2 separate regions of the Homo sapiens genome follow, and region 2 is linked to region 1. The links are chromatin loops, found by intact Hi-C in ENCODE. Cell type or tissue: right lobe of liver. All regions are shown on one strand. Links, peaks and the distances in the headings refer to the core of each region. The heading gives the core; the rest is flanking DNA.

The links. Hi-C counts contacts between places; a loop is a spot of excess contacts. Peaks named below come from ENCODE experiments on the same cell type or tissue, not always from the same donor. Only the 100,000 strongest peaks of a DNase experiment are listed, where the experiment ranks them.
Region 2: it touches region 1 in a loop (4-fold over the local background); 107 of 110 quality-filtered maps call a loop at or near these places.

What each region holds. Positions count from the first base shown.
Region 1 is chr10:110,141,125-110,144,046 of GRCh38, reverse strand. No RefSeq gene overlaps it. Among named protein-coding and RNA genes, the nearest start is that of MXI1, 65 kb to the left of the region's middle. In right lobe of liver, for the core only: no CTCF peak of the experiment used is centred there; DNase peaks (open chromatin) are centred at 1,626, 2,086 and 2,636; H3K27ac peaks cover 1,095 bases.
Region 2 is chr10:110,278,136-110,281,057 of GRCh38, reverse strand. MXI1 (MAX interactor 1, dimerization protein) reads right to left here. Exons shown (of 6, transcript NM_130439.3): 4 at 1,764-1,878; 5 at 973-1,144. Among named protein-coding and RNA genes, the nearest start is that of SMNDC1, 25 kb to the left of the region's middle. In right lobe of liver, for the core only: a CTCF peak has its summit at 1,487 (motif pointing right); a DNase peak (open chromatin) is centred at 1,487; H3K4me3 peaks cover 545 bases; H3K27ac peaks cover 567 bases.

The DNA of each region.
Region 1 (2,922 bases), core at 200-2,699:
AGCCATGAGAGAGACAAGTTGGGGAAGGCTTCTGTGATGTTGCTGCAAGCTCTAATACCTGATTTTCCTACCAGCTGGCAAGAAGGCTGCACTCAGTGAATAACCTGGCATAACAGTTAGAAACAGACTTAAGAGTCTGAATCCACTTACTAAGTGGTGAAATGAGAAAAATTCCTTAGCCTCTCTCTAAACCTGTTTCCCCCTTTGGTGGATAACCATATAGTGCATGATTGAGGATTAAATGAGATAATGTAATTAAAACATGTAGTACAAAGCCTACATGGTAGGCACTTGATAAACTGTAGCTATTATTATTATTAGCTTTATAGATCAGACTAATGGCTCCAAGGAGGATTTTCACCCTAAGCCACTTCCTGACTTTCACTATTTAAGATATATGAGAACATCTTTCTGCTATGTACATGTTATTAACATGTCACCAACATGAACAGTGTTGTCCCTTGTGAGCAACAGAAAGGAAGAATCTATTTTTGGCCATGCATGGTGAAGGACAAAAGGATGAACAAGGTATATACAGTCCCTGCTTTCCCAGAGCTTATGATCTTGTAGGGGAGACAGATGCATAATCAATAATGCTTACAAGACAGGCTAAGTATGATCCTGAAGTGCTACTGGAGTTTGGTAAAGGAAGAAGTCATTTTGATGAAAGGAAACATCCTCTATCAGTGTGCCCAGGTGGAGAAGGGTGCTTGGAGAGCTAAGGCGGTCACTGGGAGGGTATATGTCTTCTGCTGGGTACCCAGGTTGGGGAAGATGGGGTGGGAAAGAAGGCTGGCTTGCCAGGTGGCAGGGCTAGGTGTTCTATGGACAACTGTGGGAGTAGAGGACTGGATGACTCATGCAGCTGGCTCCTGAGTCCCCCAGATGATGACAGATTGGAGCTGCTACAGGTACGGTCCTAAGGAAGCCATTCTCTCCGGAAGCAGGTTGGAGGAGTGAACTGAGAGGTCATTATTTGGGTGGATGTGGCAAGACAAATCAGAGAGGCCTCTGACTCAGTGGCAAACGGCTATTGCCACAACCAGAGGGTTATGGAGGACGCCATGTGGAATCGAAGGTGTTTTGCCAGCATAAAATCATAGCCTCATTTTTTATAGGAGGAGGAAACACAGACCACTGTCTTCGATTCTCTTCTATTCAATTAGTGTTCTTGAGGTGCATCTTATAGTGACTCCTGGTAAGAGGGTGGCGGGGTTGGGGGCGGGGAAGGGCAGAGACATCACTGGAGCTAAATTTTTCTATAGTGAAACTGCCTCCCGATTGGAAAATTAGTTCACAGGAAACATGGGGCCATCTTCACAGCGAGTGTTTCAGTAGCACTTGGCCTTTGCTTATTCATCTTTGCTAGTCCTCAGGTAGGTTCTGGTGTGAAATATTAACTCATTCCTGCAGCCACTCTTACGTGGCTGTCTTGTTATCACACAGGGTTGCTTCCATTGTGAAAGCCATGTCAGGGCCCTTCCCTGTCTCTGCAGTGTGCCTCTCCCACAACGACTAGGGCCACTTGACCGACTTACCTGGCTGTGGTGTCCAGGACTAGTCCTAATGAGGCCAGCGGAACTGAGGTAGCTCTAGCTCCTGGCTCTGGGACTCACTGGGCACCAAGCCAAGCCTGTCCCCAGGCCAGTCCTGACCTTGTCTTGGCTCTGAGCACTGCCTGGCTTCTGGAATTCTGAGCAGTATTGTGTACCTCAGTTCTGATAACAGGATTCCCATCTGTCATTTTCCTTCTATCCGAGTTCCTGTCTTGAGGAACTGCTAACTATACCCAGGCCCCTTAAGCCTGAGGTCCTGCCATGATCTTGCCATTACCCCACAGGAAGTAGAGGAAGCGCTGCTCTTAGAGCTAAGCCTGTGGCTGGCACTCCTACACATGCTACTGGGCTTCTGCCATCCTGCTTTCTTACTCCAGAATCCTGACTGGGACTCCCACTTCCCTGATGCAGACCATTTACCAGACTACGCTTTTGGCCGATGGCTATGTTCTCGAGGCTCCATGTTTCACTGGCTGGGCTGGGCTTCCTACTAGCTCTCCAGCTCAAGCTGTTCCCCCAGTGCCTGACTTTGCTCAGTGAGTGGGTAGAATTCCTGAGCTTGCCCCACCCAGCCTGCCCTGTTCCTCTGCAGTTAATTGACCCATGCTCAGCTTGGCTTTGGCAAGTACATGTGCATATACCCTTGCTCAATATTAACTTAAAGGTCAAAATGGAGACACACGACCATACCTACATATCAAAAAATTTCATATTTTGAAAATATGTTCTAAAGTAAAACACTATTTTAAAAATAATTTAAAAACAAAACATCTCAATTACCACACAGGATATTTTAAATTAAATAATTTAAAAGGCTTAAGATACCCAAACATCCGGGTGCAGTGAGTCTTACCCCTCCCCGCGATGTGGACCAGTAGATAATATTTGGGATACAGTCTTGGTTATCCTAATAGCCTCAAATGACCTTTATTTCAGTTGAAACAATTGAAGCCAACATTTCCAAAACAGAAATCAGGTAGGAAGAAATGTTGAACTTTAACTCCTTAGTCCAGCAAACACCTTTGGAAGAGACTGCCTGTGCATGCCAACAAGCTGGCTGTATCTACATGTTCTCTCATAAAACTAGGAGCTCATCTACTCTGAAGTCAAAGTCTAGCAAGCCAGTTGCCACTGAATCCAACCTCTACAGCATTACTCAACAGGAAAGGGGTGAGTTATAGCACGCAACAACTACTTCCTCCCTAGCTCCTGCTTAGTGAAAATCTTCAGAAGCTATTGCTTTTGGAAAAAAAAAAAAAAACAATTAGTTTAGATCTTGACTGTCTATGAAAGAAAATGGTCTTCAAGGAAGGACAGAACACAGCCAGAAAACCATTGAGAAGAGTCTAGCAGAACTGTAGCTCCA
Region 2 (2,922 bases), core at 183-2,682, 140 kb before region 1:
ACAAAAAAACTCTGTCACTTGTCTCATGTTTTAGAATCCTAAAGAGCTCATGAGCTCCTTTCTCCAAATGTAAGACTTCAAATCACCAGTGTTCACCTCTGGGATCTTTTAATGTGATATGAAGCCTGATGTGGTGGAAGCTTTGGGAAGAACAATCAGTAAAATTCAAACCATTCTTTTTTGGTTGACTTCTGTTCTTTAACTCTGTCAAAGATAAATATTCTAGGATAGATGGAAAGAGAAATAAAGGGTGTTGTACTTTAAAATCTACATATAAAAATTCACATCACCAGTAGTAAAAACTTCGACATCGTGTATCTTCCTGACACAATGGATTGAGAAAGGCACAACATCATTTCTTTTCTTTTTTTTTTTTTTGAGACGGAACCTCACTCTGTTGCCCAGGCTGGAGCGCAGTGGCATGATCTCGGCTCACTGCAAGCTCCGCCTCCCGGGTTCACGCCATTCTCCTGCCTCAGCCTCCCGAGTAGCTAGGACTACAGGCGCCTGCCACCACGCCCGTCTAATTTTTTGTATTTTTAGTAGAGACAGGATTTTACCATGTTAGCCAGGATGGCCTCGATCTCCTGACCTTGTGATCTGCCCGCCTTGGCCTCCCAGAGTGCTGGGATTACAGGCATGAGCCACCGGGCACAACATCATTTCTGTGATATTCCTTACCCCAACTGTATACCCTCAATCTAATCATTTGAAAACATCAGACAAACCTAAATTGAGGGACATTATATAATTTATAATATAAATATATAAATATATTTTTTTTCAAGGAAAAAACAAAAAGTTTTATAGTCCACACTGGCACTGCTGTAGACAATATTATGATTGCATAAAACCTACAATGTTACTCTGTTGGCTAGAAAGAAAGCAAATACAGTGCCTCCCAACATACCTTCCCTAAATCCAGATACAGAGATGTTTAGTATTTCATTAGAGAAGAGGCAAGCTGCCTACCTCGCTCTGAATCAGAACGATCTGAAGAAATAGTTGATCCAATGCTGTCCATTCGTATTCGTTCCATCTCCTGAGGACCCTGCAGCTGTTCCAGTCGCCACTTTAAAAATCTCTGTTCTCGTTCCAAATTCTCGAGCTGGTGCTGGCTTTTTCTTTCAGCTTCTTCAAGTTTCTGAAATGATGAAATGATTTTTACATTTGTGTATAGTCCAGTACAAACAATAAAACTGATTCCTCCTTTAGCAGAGAAAACATGAATGAATATACATGTGTGAGTGTGTATAAAAATATATAAATACATTTTAAAGCCTCCAAAATGAGAATGCATATAAATACATATTTTTAAAAATAAAAAATAGTTTTGTCTTTACTTTTGTGTGTATGTAATGAATGCTATGTTACTTGAACAAGATGGACTTCTAAAAGTCTGTAAAGTAATCTCCACGGAGAAACTTCCTCTAGTATGGTATTTGATGGAAAAATACGGAAGGACACAGCCAAATGAAGTCATCTCCACCAGAGGGCACAACTGCCTTCCGAGTATGAAGAGGGTAATTGTTATTTTCCTAGTGTTCTCAGTTCTTCAAATGGCCACGCTGTCAAAACAATTTAGTTTAATCAGGTTATGTTGTTCCCATCAGATTAGCTGGTAAGTTTTTAGAAAGACTTCTCTTGAGGTCAGTTATTAAGGAGGGCATGGTGAACTAGCTGATGTATATGAATAGGAATCAGTGCCAATAATTAAACCAGAACTGAGGGAATTGTGCAAATCTGAAAGTAAAAATTCTCACCTTGATGTGTGCTTTGGCTTTGTTGAGCAAACCAAGTGTTGTGTGCCGGGTGCAGTCTGGTCCTAGTGGAATCAGAACTTTTAAGCGTTCTAAACAAAGGCGCAGATGAGCTCGTCTAAGAAAGACAAAAAGTCAAATCAGCACAGTCTGGTTATTTCACTAGAAATATCATAAAACCTATTTTAAGATAAACAATAATTTGCATTTATTCAGCCTATAGGATAGATGTCACACCCCTAATTCTCCACTGTCAAAGAATGTAGGGGTGGCCGCATTTCAGTCTCTGCTATTTCTGTTGTACTCTTTAGACAACACTCACTTTAGATTATTATCCCCAATGGTAATCTCTGTCAAGATGGTTTATTTTTTAACTCACCCCATAAACTGTCTCAACTGTATTAATATGGAAGTGTGAAAACATACCAGGACAATTGTATTTGATCTTGAATAACTAAAACCACAGGCGAGAGGAGAGGTTTTCAGCTATGGTACCCCAAGGGAATATAATATGCTCACAAGTTTCTATTTCCCCCCTCCCACCTTTTACTTGCTTGCACGTGTGTGGGCACACACACACACACACACACACACACCCTACCTCTCTACAACTGTAGCCATCCTACAGTGTGTTACATGTTGTTATATATTAGTTTGAACCACATGAAATTTCTGATATTCAACCACTTTTCACTTATAAAAATGTTGATTTCTTATACTCCAATACAACAGAAACAGCAAAATTCTGTGACCAGCTAGGGTAGGGTTAGACAAAATATATGCCCTGTGGTCAATTCTAGCCACAGAAATAACCCATAAAATAATCCCCTGCTTCCTATCTAAGTGTGCTAGCTCGTTAGCTTAATTTTTATTTCTTTTTTCTCTTCCTCTCTCGTCTCTCTCACTACCTGCCTCCAATCCACAAGGACAACAGGTGACAAAAATTACTTACTGAAAGTCATTGCATTCTCTAATCTATCCTTCCTGTGGGAAAGTTGAGGGAAATTTCTCCTAGAAATGCTAGCAGAGAACCTCATGGATTTACCTTCCCTGTGCCCTAAAAGAACTATGATCATGGTGATGAGAGAGTTCTGAGTATTTAACTTCATCCTAAAACAATACTAGTCCACATCTTTGGTCCTGTGTTTCATAAGGGGTAAGG